Regions from separate parts of the Homo sapiens genome. Here region 1 is linked to region 2. Evidence: read pairs that join two places in POLR2A ChIA-PET (ENCODE). Cell type or tissue: A673. All regions are shown on one strand.

Region 1 (8,000 bases), 240 kb before region 2:
GTCTCTGGAGAACCCTGAGTGATATGTAAGGTTCTGAGGCAGCCTAAGTTGTAAAACACAATGTTAGCGACATGGCTGCTTAGAGATGCACAGATAACATGCACAATCTGATGTGATTTCTTAAGGAATCTAGTTTCTACTGAGGTATTATTGACACTACAAATTGCACATTTCAAGTGTAAAGCTTAATGATTTTGACAAATACATACAACTGTATATCTGCCATGCTGATTAAAATGTAGAACATTTCCATCATCTCTCTTGCCCTTTTCCACTATTCTGATTTCTATTACCTTAGTTTTGCCTGTTCTAGAACTTCAAAGGAATAATACAAATCTTTCTTAAATGGTTTCCATCGCTGAACATGTTTGAGATTCAACTTTGTTGTCGTATGTCTGTAGATTTGTTTAACCTCCATATTTGTATTTCTGATCATCTTGAGTTTACTTTTGCATTAGGTGATAGGTAGAGATGGAAGCTCAATACCCTCTAACAAACGTTTCCAATTCTATAACAATTTGCTGAAATGACTTTCCTTTTCCTATTGAATCACCTTGACACCTTTGTCAAAAATCAGTTGTCTATATATGTGTGGGTCTATTTCTAGACTATTTTAATTCCTCTACTTATTTTTCTCACACCAATTCTACACAGTCTTGAATCTGTAGCTTTACAAGTCTTTAAATCAGTTGGTATGAGTCACCTAATTTTTTCATTCTTTTAAAAATTACAGCTATCCTACACTCTTTGCATTTCCATGCAAATTTGAAAATCAGCTTGTCATTTTCAAAAATAAATGCCTGTTGGCATTTTAATTAGACTTGCATTGAATTACAGCTCACTTGGTGGAGAACTGTTATCCTGTCAATCCATGAACATGATATACGTATCCATTTATTTAGGTGTTATTTAATTCCTCTCAATGGTATTTCATACTTTTAAGTATAGAGATCTTGAACATTTCTCTACACTTATATTCCTCTTTTATGTTTTATTATGCTACTATAAGTGAGATTGTTTACCTTTAATTTCCAATATTTGTTTGTAGTATATAAATTTTTTATATTGACCTTATATTTAAGAAAGCAATTTCTCTAAAATTAGTTAACTATGGGACTTTTTCATAAAATTCTTACTAAACACTTGTGAAATTAACATTTTACATAAATTACTTCTAAGGTAAATTTGCTTCAATAAACAAGTCTTCATTTACATTAGTGATACACTCTTGCTCTCAGTCTCCTGTAGTTTAAAAAATATAAATATTGAGATAATAATTTCACCATATTTTAAGTTTCTGCTCATATAAGCTTGGGAAGAAATCAAATAAATACTTAAGTATAAATACCATAAATATAAAAGGGATTAAATGTCAATTTTATCTGTGTGTCTGTGTGTGTGTACATATAGGTATGTATACACACACTCAGGCATATATATAAAAGTCTTTACAAATCAAAGAGACAGCACTGCTTTTGCTGAAGCGGGACAAAAATACCTCAAGGCACAACTCCTCCGTGCGCTTATCCCCTGCAGTGTAAACAGGGCCAATTCAATGGGTATTGTTTCCTTTACTTAGGCAGGATGATTTCCCTCAACTCTTAAGGAATCCAGGACTTTCCAGACCATTTCATCAGCAACCTTCTTCAACCAAATAGCTGTGACTCTCATTTTTTATACATTTTGGCTGATATCACGAAAATTGAAAACACCAATGGTGAAAGTTTACCAGGACCAGACCATTTAATACTTAACATAGAATTAAACACACTTACCTAAGACAAAAAAAATTATTTGCAAAACAGATGAAAAACTAGAGTGACAGATGAGACAAAGAGGCTTTTAAATCACATGAAGATTCCTCTGCTAGTCCCGGAGGAAACCTAATCTAGGCCTTTTAGTCCATATTGTGGGCAGGGGAGAATGTGAACTGAGATTTTAATTCATTAGACATAACACTATTGCCCTAGAACACTGAAAGATAAGGTAGCCTTATACGAGTAGATGAGACATGGTGCCATCTTTGGCTCCCTTATGACCTGAAACCTACTCTGCTTCCTCAGAGCTTTTACACACACAGATACTTTTGTTACCACTTATGTTCCAAGTTTCATACTCCCTTACTTAATATCCATATGCCTTTGTCTCTTAACTGTCCCCTAAATTTGACTATAAAGCCTCTAACAAAGTAGCATGGCAAGAAACTAAAATCTGTCAACACAAAGTTACTAAACATGTATCGGAAAAGAGAAAACCTATGGAAAGTATTTCCCTAGACCCAGAACAATCTGAGTGCCAAAGAAAGCTAACTTTGGATTTACACCTTGTATTATGTTTTATTTTGCTGTATTGCTTTAATGGTAAGATTTTTCTTACACAAACCAATTGAATTGCAGTGTATAAATTATACTCTCAATTAAGGGTCAAGATGGAAGGTAATGAAGACAAAGACCAAACTGAATGATAGAGTAGTAGGATCTATATTAATACTCTGGAAACCTGTGTGAACTTTGGAAATTATGCTCCGGTGAGTTTAAAACCTTGTTTTTGGTCTTTTGGTTTTTTTTTTTCTCTTAACATGAAGAATGTGACATTTGGATGGATATTGTTGGGAGGTGGCTTCTTGGAATCACTAGCATAAGAGAGTGGAGTGGAGACTTTTGCAGCTTGAAACAATTCCCCAGATCATTCTGATAGGTTCCTGCAATACCACCATTATTGCCTCATCCCACCAAGAATCATGGTGGTAATTTTTTTAAAAGCATGAAAAACTCTGTTTACAATGTTCTTTTTATAATATACAATTCAGAGCCCAACCCAAATCAAAGTAAACCACACAATGATGCCTTGAAGCAAAAGTAATTAAGATGTGCAGATAATTAAGGTGGGCATTATCAGAAAAGCAGTGTTACAGCTTTCTAGTTCCCTCTGGAATGTATCCCACCAAGCCAATTCTGGCAGTGAAACAAAGCAAGTGTCAAAGAACTATTCCTCCTAAAACCAAGTATTTCCATTGAGATTTTGCCTTTTTTTAAAAAGGGTTGATATTTAAGTTGACTCACTCTCTTAATACTTCACTGAAAGATCTGCCCCTCTCTTCCTCACACCACTGTAGCTGATTGAGGTAGCCCAGGAAACAATCTATCTGTAACTTAATGATACTGCAGCCAATATTAGATCTAACTGCACTGAGACAGGCATTTCCCAGAAGAGCTGGGAAGGGCCTCAGCTTCCCCCATTTAGAAGTCCTGGGAATCCTTAGCTTCCCTCTGGCCAGAAGATAGAGTCTAAGAAAGTGCAGCAATACCTGAACTAATCAAGCAACTTTAATACCTTCCTCCCCATCTCTGGGGCCAGGCTGTGGCTGCTCCATCAAAAAAAGCTTCTTTCCTTTCATATGACTTCTTCTCAAGGAATCTCATTAGAAGACTCTGATCTCCAAGTGCCCTCTCACCCCTGCACTTCCATTCTTGCCATCATGATTACAGACCATCTGCTCAGGTCCATTTCTTGCTCTGCACTCATCCAGAAGAACTGATAATAAAGACTGTCGTGTTTTCCAAGCACAACCAGGCCAGATTCCTTTGTTCCTCTGCATCCAAAGCTGAGGAAAGGCCCTGCCAACCCCCCTTCCCCACAGCATCCCATCCCCAAAAAGCCAAAGAGAGAAGATGGGACCATAAAATAATCTGGAGATTAATAGAAACAAGTTTGCTTCTTAGGATAAAGTGAAAGCTCACTAAATATTGACAGTGGAACATGGCCTTCATTTTATTTTGTACATGTATATATGTAGTATATGTGTATATACAAACATGTGTATAGAAATATAGAACATATATATGTTGTCTTTTTTACTTTAAGAAGCTCTTCTGCTAAAGCCTCACTGAGCATGTAAGCACAGTGGTGCATCTGAGGTCCTAATCTAGTTCAGTCACTTATTAGCTTATGCATGTGAAGTTAGTTGAGTTTCTGGGCCCGGGTTCCTCACTAGCATATGACAGAGCTAGCAATTCCCACTTCATGTAGCTATCCTAAAGTTTCTATAAGAGTTTATACAAAAGTGCCTGGTGCACACCGTGCTCAAAAAAATATATGTCTTCTTTCCATACTCTATGAATGGCTGATTTTCATGAATACCTTTCATTTAGCAGCTTTACTAGGCTACTTATGTGAAGAAAATAAAATATACAATCAGAAATAGTGAGGTTATCTTCGGCTAGGATGACAGAAGACACACTGTAGATACTAACAAAAGTGCATTCAAGAGAAATGTAGTGTTTCTGAGTAATGTAGCTAGCAAATTCAAAGACAAACAATGTCAGAGAACTTTTAGACTTTCTAGAACACATTATAGTATCTAGAGAAAGACACTCAGGTTTGAAACTTCAGAATTACAGGACTCACTCATAGTCTAAAACAAAAGAACCACCTTCCCTAATTAGGTGAGAAGGCCTATTTCTATCACATCAAACTTTCTGGTCCCAGGAAAGCAATAATCACTCTCAGTTTCATTTTTCCCTAAATAACCAAGATAGTGAAGCCATCTAGATCACTCTTAGAGTTTTGCTGCCGTTTCCATACTAATGTGTTTTCATAACCTAATGAGGTATATTATTTTCATACACAAAATAAGCAAACCCTGTTGATTACTCAAATGCTGACGCTCATGTTTTAGTGAAACACAACAGGTGCTTTGTTCATCTGACAACATGTTGGGAAAAACCCTTAAAAAAAGAAAAAGCTATCTACCCAAACCCAGGTCAAACAGAATAGGGTAAACATGATAAACATGGCACACCTACATCATGAATACACCAGTGTGAACCTGAAGAATGCTGGAGGGCAAGAAGGAAAACCGAGTTATGAAACCAAGCCACACACCTGGGAATCAGGGTGGAGAATGAGGACTAGGTTGATAGGGACACAATGGCTTTCCACTGTGTACAAGTATATGTGATTTAAGTTTAAAACCACGTGAATACACTTTCTCAAAAAATAAGCTAAAAAAGACAAATGTACTTGAAACCCTGAAAAGAATCAGTAAATTTTTTTCTTCTTTTTTGAGTCAGGGTCTCTTCTGTTGTCCAGGCTAGTGTGGTGGTGTAATCAATCATGGCTTACTGCAGCCTCAGATTCCTGGGCTCAAGCGATCCTCTGGCCTCAGCCTCCAGGGTAGCTGGGATGACCGGTATGCACTCCCATACTTGCGCAGCATTTTTTTTTTTTTAAGAAACGGTTTCATCATGTTGCCCTAGCTAATCTGAAACTCCTGGGCTCACGCAATCCTTCCTGCCTCTGCCTCTGCCTCTGAAAATGCTAAGCAAAAATTGGTAAATTCTTTCATCTGAATTTTATATAATATAAAGTAGTAAGAACTGTAGAACTTCCAACACATAATGACTCCATCCAAATCTCTGCACTAGAGGCAATGTGGGGAAAAGCAAGAGAGATCAGATTGTTACTGTGTCTGTGTAGAAAGAAGTAGACATAGGAGACTCCATTTTGTTATGTACTAAGAAAAATTCTTCTGCCTTGAGATTCTGTTAATCTATGACCTTACCCCCAACCCCGTGCTCTCTGAAATGTGTGCTGTGTCAACTCAGAGTTAAATGGATTAAGGGCGGTGCAGGATGTGCTTTGTTAAACAGATGCTTGAAGGCAGCATGCTCCTTAAGAGTCATCACCACTCCCTAATCTCAAGTACCCAGGGACACAAAAACTGCGGAAGGCCGCAGGGACCTCTGCCTAGGAAAGCCAGGTATTGTCCAAGGTTTCTCCCCATGTGATAGTCTGAAATATGGCCTCGTGGGAAGGGAAAGACCTGACCGTCCCCCAGCCCGACACCCGTAAAGGGTCTGTGCTGAGGAGGATTAGTAAAAGAGGAAGGAATGCCTCTTGCAGTTGAGACAAGAGGAAGGCATCTGTCTCCTGCCTGTCCCTGGGCAATGGAATGTCTCGGTATAAAACCCGATTGTATGCTCCATCTACTGAGATAGGGAAAAACCGCCTTAGGGCTGGAGGTGGGACCTGCGGGCAGCAATACTGCTTTGTAAAGCACTGAGATGTTTATATGTATGCATATCTAAAAGCACAGCACTTAATCCTTTACATTGTCTATGATGCCAAGACCTTTGTTCACGTGTTTGTCTGCTGACCCTCTCCCCACAATTGTCTTGTGACCCTGACACATCCCCCTCTTTGAGAAACACCCACAGATGATCAATAAATACTAAGGGAACTCAGAGGCTGGCGGGATCCTCCATATGCTGAACGCTGGTTCCCCGGGTCCCCTTATTTCTTTCTCTATACTTTGTCTCTGTGTCTTTTTCTTTTCCAAATCTCTCGTCCCACCTTACGAGAAACACCCACAGGTGTGTAGGGGCAACCCACCCCTACAGGATGACCGGTATGCACTCCCATACTTGCGCAGCATTTTTTTTTTTTAAGAAACGGTTTCATCATGTTGCCCTAGCTAATCTTAAACTCCTGGGCTCACGCAATCCTTCCTGCCTCTGCCTCTGCCTCTGAAAATGCTAAGCAAAAATTGGTAAATTCTTTCATCTGAATTTTATATAATATAAAGTAGTAAGAACTGTAGAACTTCCAACACATAATGACTCCATCCAAATCTCTGCACTAGAGGCAACCAAACTCCATCAGCAGAATAGGAACCTCTGTTTCCAGCCTCTCTGAGTAAACAGAATCTTAACTTCTTTGATTACCAGCTAACATACACAACTAGCCTAAACACATTCACACTGACCAACCCTTTGTAATTTTTTACTGGAGTGCTGCTCTCTCCCAGACTTCCAATACATTGAGAAGCATTGACCTGGACCCCTGACGGCTAGTTGAGGGGTCTAACTGGACCAGTGGTTCTCAACTCTGGTTGTACATTACAATCACCTGGGGATTTTAAATGTCCTCCCACCTACCCCTTCATGCTCCCTTAAAAATGATCAGTCACTTCTGCAAAACTCAGAAGGAAGCTCCACTCTTTACCCTATCAGTAGTTACTAAATAAAATCTGCTCTCTCCACTTTAATCAATGTCTGCCTTTGTTTATCTTTAATAGTAGTTAATGCCTTTCATATGTGTAAAGGTTATGTCCAAAAACCTTAATTTAAAAAAATCTGTATCAAAGAATAAAATTTTCCCAATAAAATGGATAATAAAAGAATTAAAATATCTAACTGCTTTTCACACACTATTTAGAAGAATTCTAAGTACTAACTCTGCGGGATGAGCCCTCCTCGAAAAAATTAACCCCACAGTCATTTTTTATTACCATCAAAATAAAATTCTCCTGAATCTCATTTCTATGTAGAATCTGCATGTTTCCTGTGCATATGCTCAAACCATAAGTTCACTTAAAAAAAAAATTCAGTAAAGAATTTTCTCTCACTTGAAGTATCTTTACACTGGCTAGAGAATTCACTACAGCAAATTCCTTAATGGTGTTTCTGGTTTCCAGATTTTGTGACTAACATGGACTGAAAAAAATCAGACATTCCACTCTAATTTATTCCAAAATTATTGCCTTCAGATCTGTAAGCTTTTTCTTTTTTTTTTTTTTTTTTTTGAGATGGAGTTTTGCTCTTGTCGCCCAGGCTGGGGTGCAATGGTGCGATCTCAGCTCACTGCAAGCTCTCCCTCCTGGTTTCCAGTGATTCTCCTGCCTCTGCCTGCTGAGTAGCTGGGATTAGAGACAGACAACACCACGCCCAGTTAATTTTTGTGTTTTTAGTAGAGATGGGATTTTACCATGTTGGCCAGGTTGGTCTCAAACTCCTAACCTCAGGTGATCCATCCACCTTGGCCTCCCAAAGTGCTGGAATTAAAGGCGTAAGCCACTCTGCCCGGCCAGATCTGTAGACTTCTAAAAGTGACTTTGCTTCTACGGACGTTACTGCTTTTCTCCAAAAACATAAACTTCAATCACCTCTCAGGAGTTCTTGTGCAAGAAGCAAAGTGGTTATGCTTACATACTAAGTGAC
Region 2 (8,000 bases):
CAACGACTTGTTTATCTGAGTTAGACCTCTCATTTGAAATCATGGGTGCCATATTTGAACTGTTAATTGCTTCTTCATATCTTGGGACTGGAACTGGATTAAGAGTCCTATCTTATAGGAGACTTCTCCCTGCTTACAAATCCTCTGAAGAGCATAAGTAAATGTGTCGGCCAGAAATAATGGAAGAAACCATCAACAAATGGGGGGAAATCAGATAGAGTCATGGTGTCACTTTCACTTTTGCCATTGCCTGCTGTATTCCAGCTTCTGATTCCACTGCAAATGGAAGCAAAGAAAGCTCATATAGTAATAACAGCAACTAAGGCAACAGTAGTTTTACGTTGATAAGCTAGAGATTTTGAAAGTAAGAGGCTGGCACATAAACTAGATTAGTAGTTCTCAGCTAGGCTACACATCAGAATCATCTGTGGGGTTTTTACAGCTGCAGATGCTAAATCAGAATCCAAGACAGGAAAGTGAAAGTGCTTATTCCAATGAAGACCTTTGTTGATAGTCACCATACTAGATTATCTACAAAGCTGGAAAACCTGGTCTAATTTAACAATTTCTAATTGATGAAGGTGAACAGAGTGTGGTATAATGAACTGAGTACTGAATCAGGGAATAGGTCTAATTTTACTCTGTGAACAGACTTGTTGAATAATTTTAGCTTATTACATGTATCACATTTTAGGCACAGTATTATATGTGTACATCAATAATTCTTTCAGTTCACAATGCTTTGTGATACAAAGGTTATTCTTGCTCCTTTTTTACAGATGTGAAACCTGAAATTAGTGATTTGCCAAAGGAAATGATGAGCTGTGATCCCAGGTCTGTCTAACCTATACTTGTCTCCAAACGGTAGGACAGTGTTTCCGTTCTCTCCATAGTGAGATTCAGCCTCTTTAATGCCTCTTTTAGCAAAATATTACAATGAACTCTTCTCCAATGAACAGTGAGCAATGTCTCCTTGAGCAAACTTTCTTGGATGAATTGAGATGAGGCAACTGAAGAAGGCATTGAAAACTATAATATTCCTTAGAAATTAAGATTTCTTCTCATCTTGAATAATGGCTCTTACATCATCCTAAAGTATAAAATACTTTTTTTCTGAAAATACTTGTTTCTTCATTTTATTACCTTACTTCAACATTTTCCATTATTACAAAATGTTTATTTCAAAAATTGTCTCAAAAATTTTCCGACATAAGCCACCACAATTTTTCCTCAGTAGAAGTGTAATATAAATAAATTGAAATCAAGTTTTCTCTTCATTATAAAAATATTCCCCAAAATTGCATGGTAACTCAATTTTTAATCAAATTTGTTGTTGAATTTTGGAAAAGCTTTTTTAAAGTCTTAAAGTTCAATTAGTTTTTCAAAGAGCCCTAGTATAGCACAAAAACATCATTACTCTTATAAAAACTATATTTTTATTTCCCTAGTAATTTGCCCTGGCAGACTCGGGGGTCAAGGACCTGGTGTTGCAAAATTCCAGTAGTTACCATGTCCAGAAGATATACTGTAAATTGTGCTTCCAGAAGTTGGGTCATACAATGGTACAAATGGAAACTTTGATTTATTATTTTGTTGCTTCTTGTTAACTAATTTTAGAAGACTGAGAGTGGGGGTGTCCATGCTTTAGATCCTTCAAAGAAGGGATTAATGAAAATTTGTTGTTGCTTTTTGGTAAAAACTACTCATTGAGCTAACAGCTAAAAAACTGAATTTCAATATTACCATAAATTTGAAGACAAAATGTTTCCTTGTGGAGGAGGAGTTTGGGCAAAGTATAAATAAGTAATTAAAATTGTGCTCAACTAAAGAGTTTATTGTGGAGGGAAAAGTGATCTCGTGTTCATAAGTGGAAATTAAATGTTTTTATAGAGTGGTGCAGTTATTGCGACAGTGCAAATTATATTAATAGCTAATAGAGAATTCAAATAAAATGTTTCTAAATTATAAAGGCCTACCCCTTTTAATTGAGTTTTGTGTGATTGTCACATGAATGAAATAAAATCTAAGTGTTTCTCATTTTTTCTGCTGGAGCAGACATTCATTTGTTCAAAATGTTCTCACTTTTATCATTGGCATTCAAGCTTTTTGATGGTCAGGTTGTCCAAAAAGCTGAAAAGTGTAACCCAGAAACAGACTGGTAGGAGTGACTATGAAAACTTGCATCTCACTAGTGTTTAATAGAGACATTCATAATTGGAATCTGAAGATCAGATTTTTCTAGATTGCTGATTATCCACCCAAAGCTTAACAGACACCCAGAACTTGTTGCAAGTATACCTACTCACATTGACTGTCTTTCTTTTAATATTTGTTTAAAATTTATTGCCTATTATAACAGTGATCTCCAAAGAAAGATATGTATGCTTTCAAGTATATGCAAGATAATCCATTAGGCTACAGGAAGTAAGGAGTAAAGCTTCTATTTATATGTGCTTTGCATTTCATCCCTTTTAAACTTTTAAATTTTTTGAGTTTTGTTATGTATTTACCATTAGTGTTAAATACGTGTAGCACACACAGTAGCACATGCACACTACTTAAACTTTTTTAAAAATATACTGCTAGTACAGAGTCAAAATTTTCAGTAATGGAGATGCATGTCCAACAAAGTTTATAGCTAATATCCTATAGTTCTGTGCTCATTTTAGCTCTTAAGTAATGACTGAATCTTCCTGAACTCAGGCTATCTTTATGGTATTAGGTCAGTGAGGAGATCCCTCTGAGCTTTTGTTTCCTCATTACATACATTATATAAGATGTAGTGATGATTTATCATTCTTCTAAGAAGAGTTTTGTAAGAGATAAAGTGTGACTCAAATATGTATGGACACCTTGAGAGCAGAAAATAACTGAGTTTTGCATCACTTTCACAGTAGCCACCAAATAGATGTTTAATAAATATATGAATAGAGGAAAGAATGAGGGTCTATCTGTCATTAACATTCTTATGGGAAAGAGCAGGATGTGGTTATAAATGTAAATGATTATAAGTAGAACAAAGTAAGTCTTGTTTCATCCCTGGTGCTGTGATTTTTGAAAAACGTCATTCATTTTTGCCAAGCTCAGTTTCTTACTTAAATTGGGCATCATAATATTATTTTAATGTCCTACCTACACGACAGGGTTATTTTCAAAATAAAATGTATGTGAAAATCTGTCATGACCTCTAAAGAAAATGTAATGCTAACATTGGTTATTGTTTCTTATAGTTATATCATCTTCTCCTGCTGAATTGCACTTGATTGGAAGGGAGGGTCCCTCACTACCTTGAGCTTTTATTACATTCCCCTCAGTGTCTAATTGAGCTTTATATAGAATGAGATCTTTAAAAAAAAAAAAAAAAAGCTTATTAAGGAGTGGTGGGCACCTTCTGTTTTCAAAGCTGCCCTTCCTTTTCAGCAAAAGGTAGTAGTGTTTGAGGGGTTCCAACAAGTATCAACTTGTGTAGCCCTAAGCACTTTTTATCAATAAAAAGGCAAAGCATGAACTAGAGAGGATGCTTGATTTATACCTGTCTAGGCAATCAACCTGCCACCCACAGAAGTGTTGGAAATTTGGCAGTTAATCAGCAAGGCACTTTTTGTGCTTTATTCTTTACTGTTGATCCTTTGTTTGTTCCATAATGGTGTCCTTAGTCATTTTGTCCCATAATAAAAGCTCTGTGGAACTTTGTCCATACTCTACAGCATCTTCAGTGACAGAAGAGCGCCTACCAAATGCTTAGTGAATGCAGGAATTAACCCATTAAAAGTAAGGATATGTGTACTCATTCAAAAACTTGAGGGATTTACCCAACCCTTCTTTTAATTTAATTCAGTAAAAGTTTTCCCCAATTTCCTTCTTTTTCTGGAAAAAGAGTGAAAAAACTAGAGTTTGTGTTAAATTATTTTCCAAAGTTTTAAGCTTCTTCCTTATTCAGATTACATTGCAGTTTCTCTTCTGTGTCTGTATGTATGCACATTTGTTTTAAATGTATATAATAATAGACATCCTTTTGATTAAATCTCAGTCTTATTTATGTTCCTATTTTTCTGAGGACTGTAATTTTAGTTTGAGGAAAATAAAAAAAAATTACTGTGTGTTTGAGCATAAATACATCCATTCTCAAAGATGTGCCTTTCTTTGGACTAATTAGGCTTTTTTCCCAAATATATAACCCAAGAAAGTGTTTTACAAACAAACTAGAGAGGTTATAGAATGAATTTTAAAATTTAACCATTCAAGGTACCATTATATTTACTTTCAGAAATTGTGAATTTGAAGATTTGAAAATAATCACATTTCATGCACTATTTAAATTTGCTTTGCCTAAGACTCAAATTTTATGTGCATTTTTTTTCTCATTCTCCTAAATAGCACTTTTCTGAAGCAATTGATGATTATCTCCACAAGTCTTATAGGGTAAGAATACTGAGATGTCAGAGTTATATCCAGTTGCTCAATTGACCAAATAAGTTCCTTTTGCTTTTCTCACCCTGCCTGTCTCCTGGGGTTCACTTACAGAGGGGTCAATTGTCCAAAAGGCAAGGCGTAAGACATGGGGAGAGACAAAGTCCTAGCTAAAGAGAACTAGGAAATTAGATCCCCGATAGTCAAGAGTTGATATAAAAAAGCTCTTTTCACAAAGAACTTCCCATTATTGTCTCCTTGACAGACTGGAGAGTTCAATTTGTCAAGATCTGTTGAGTTGCATGCAGTTGATGTAACCTGACAGCTAGCAACATGTAGGGGTCTGGTGACCAAGCCAAGACATTCAGAAGCACAGACTAAGTAGAGATGACTCTTTTTCTAATCAACTGGAATTATATTTTTCAGAGGTTTCTCAGTCTGTTGCACATTAACAGCATGTGTTAAGCACATTTTGTGGTTTATAAAATTGTAATTATAGAAATGAATTCTTTTGGTCACAAATTAATTACAGGAAAAAGTAATGATGAAGGCTTAACTATTGATTCATTACATCTCTTAAGACTTCCGGGATATTTCACAGGCAGATTGATGTAGTTCAACCTCTTTTTGGATGGACAGCTAACTTGGGTTTAAGTAGAACTTAATTTAGATTCAATCTGTAAATATTCACTTATTACAACAATGCAGTGAGAATCTTTTTTTTAAAGCAGCACATTCTACTGTCATTATTAAATATATGCATAATATTCCCCAGAGGCTTAAGAGTATAGTCAGACACACAAACACACACACACACACACACACACACACACACACACACACACACACTTTCAACATTCTAAAAAAATAAAATAAAATAAGATTCATGCAATATTTGAATCTCAGCTACCAAAATTTAATTAATAAAATAAATTGAATGAAGCCAAAGTACCAGATTTCTAGATGTTCTTAATGTCACTTATCTCCATTATAAATCTTCAAATACTATTAGTACTTCCTTTGGGACAGAGTGGATGAAAAGGGAGAACAGATTGCTAGTAGAGTCAGGTGGTGCAACCATAAGCATGGTGGGCAGCATAATTACAGTTCTTAAAGAAAGTATATACAAGGAGCACTGCATAACTGTTACTGGAAAATCACATTGATCAACTGACCAGTCTACAACATCCTCCACTATAGATGGGGCACCTCCTTGGACAAATATCCTCAGTAAACAGAAGACAAATATCAGTTTTGAATCACCAAGGGTTCTACATATATTGACTTTGATTGCCAAACAAGGAATTATTTCCTTGTTTGTATTTTCCCCATTGTAAATACTTGAATAATATTTGCTACACTCTCTATTTCCTTCATTGCACTCATTACCATTTATTTATGTTCTTATTTGCTTATTTGTCTCCTACTCTAAGTGGTAAGATTGTCATTTTTCTTGGGGAGGGAGATACATTTTTATTGAATTATAATGTTCATACAGGAAAGTACACATATCACTAGTGTAGAACTCAGTGAATTTTTACAAATTGAACACATCTGTATAATTGGAGTCTACATTAAGAAATAGAAAACAAACAGCACCCCAGAAGTCTCCTGGTGCTATCTCATAAGTTGCTATATTCCAAAAATAAGCATTATCTGATTTTTAACAGCTAAAACTATTTTCACCTGTTCTTAGAATTAATATAAATGAAACCATACAGTACGTACTATTTTGTGTCTGGCTTCTTTTGTTCAACATAATGTTTAGGAGACTCATATTATTGGGGTAGTCATAGATCATTCATTCGTAATGCTCTGTGATATTACTGTGTATAAATATACCCCCAGTTACTTATCCATTCTATTGCTGATGTGCATTTGGGTAATTTCCAGTGAGAATTATTCCAAATAATTCTATAAATATATGTTCATTAAAAGGATTTGTTTTTGGTGAACATATGTATACATCTCTGTGGTGTGTATCAGCAGTGGAATTGTTGAGTCATAGAGTATGCGTATGTTCGCTTTCAGTAGATATGCCAAACCGTTTTCCAAAGTGGTAAAACCAATTTCCACTTTGCCGTCAGTGTATGTGTGAAGGATTATATCTATTTTCTTCACAATTGTATCTTCTGTACTTGTCATAGTGCTTAGTACATGGTAGGCACTCAAGAAGTCTTAGATGAATCAACTCAATTGATATGTCAACAGTGGCTAAATGACTATGGCCATTTCATTGATCTTTTCAAGCTTGTAAGGAGCCAAAACAACTTTATAGCCCAATTTACAATTTTGCCAGAATCTTCCCCTAGATAATTAGTACCTTGAAAAAAAGACTTCCTCACTGAAGCTTTTTTTGTACTCAAATGGCTTACTCAATGGAATAAGCAGTATTCATTTGATAACATAATAGAACATACATATGTTAGCACAGTAAGGCATTTTAACCTCAAATCTCCTTCCTCCTCATTATACAGCTGAGGATACAGAGGGCTGGGCACAGTGGCTCATGCCTGTAATCCTAGCACTTTGGGAGGCTGAGGTGGGTGGATCATTTGAGATCAGGAGTTTGAGACCAGCCTGGCCAACATGGTGAAACCCTGTCTCTACTAAAAATACAAAAACTAGCCGGGCATGGTGGTGAGCACCTGTAGTCTCAGCTACTCAGGAGACTGAGGCAGGAGAATTGCTTGACCCCATGCTGTTGTTGTGATAGTGAGTGAGTTCTCACAAGATCTGATGGTTTAAAAGTGTGTACCACTTCCCCCCGGCTCTCTCTCTCTCTCTCTCCTACTGCCATGTAAAGAAGGTGCTTCCCTTTGGCCTTCTGCCATGATAGTAAGTTTCCTGAGGCCTCCCAGTCATGCTTCCTGTTAAGCCTAAGTCTCAGGTAGTTCTTTATAGCAGTGTGAGAACAGCAGATTTAACACCAGGCAGATTTAACCCAGAGAAGACTACCTCAAGGCCTCTAATGATCAAACTCCTAAAGGTCAAAAATAAAGAAAGGATCCTACAAGCAACAAGAGAGAAGAAACAATATGCAATAGAGGTCCAATATGTCTGACAGCAGACTTTTCAGTGCTGTCTTGTAGCCCATTATTTTTAATTGGTGACAACTTAACACTGATTCCATAAACAAACAAACATGGATAAATAAAACTAATAAAAACTCTACACTTTAACTTCTTCCCTTTGCTTTTTAACTTTTTGTTGTTTCTCTTTATGTCTTATTATACTGTCTATGTCTTGGAAAACTATTTTAGTTTATTATTTTTGATTAGTTCATCATTTAGTCTTTCTACTGAAGTTTAGTAATTTACACACCACAGCTACAGTGTTATAATATTCTGTATTTTTCTGTGTGCTGACTATTACCAGTGAGTTTTGCACCTTCAGGAGACAGTGGCATGACATATTTAAAGTGCTGAAGGAAAAAAAATTGGAAACTAGAGTAGTATATCCAGTGAAAATATCCTTTAAGCATTAAGGAGAAATAAAGACCTTCTCAGACAAACAAAACCTGAGGGATTTCATCAATACCTGAACTATCCTACAAGGAATGCTGAAGAGACTTCTTCAGTGTGAAAGAA

Evidence for each region. ChIA-PET counts read pairs that join two places held together with the same protein. Peaks named below come from ENCODE experiments on the same cell type or tissue, not always from the same donor. Only the 100,000 strongest peaks of a DNase experiment are listed, where the experiment ranks them.
Region 1: POLR2A ChIA-PET joins it to region 2 with 7 read pairs; 2 of 35 experiments call an interaction of 5 or more read pairs at or near these places.

The regions. Positions count from the first base shown.
Region 1 is chr7:16,192,290-16,200,289 of GRCh38, forward strand. The region is part of intron 9 of CRPPA (CDP-L-ribitol pyrophosphorylase A); the gene reads right to left. Among named protein-coding and RNA genes, the nearest start is that of CRPPA-AS1, 14 kb to the right of the region's middle. In A673, no CTCF peak of the experiment used is centred here; no DNase peak of the experiment used is centred here.
Region 2 is chr7:16,433,554-16,441,553 of GRCh38, forward strand. LOC105375168 (a long non-coding RNA gene) reads left to right here. Exons shown (of 5, transcript XR_007060223.1): 3 at 780-834. Among named protein-coding and RNA genes, the nearest start is that of CRPPA, 16 kb to the left of the region's middle. In A673, no CTCF peak of the experiment used is centred here; DNase peaks (open chromatin) are centred at 4,838 and 4,898.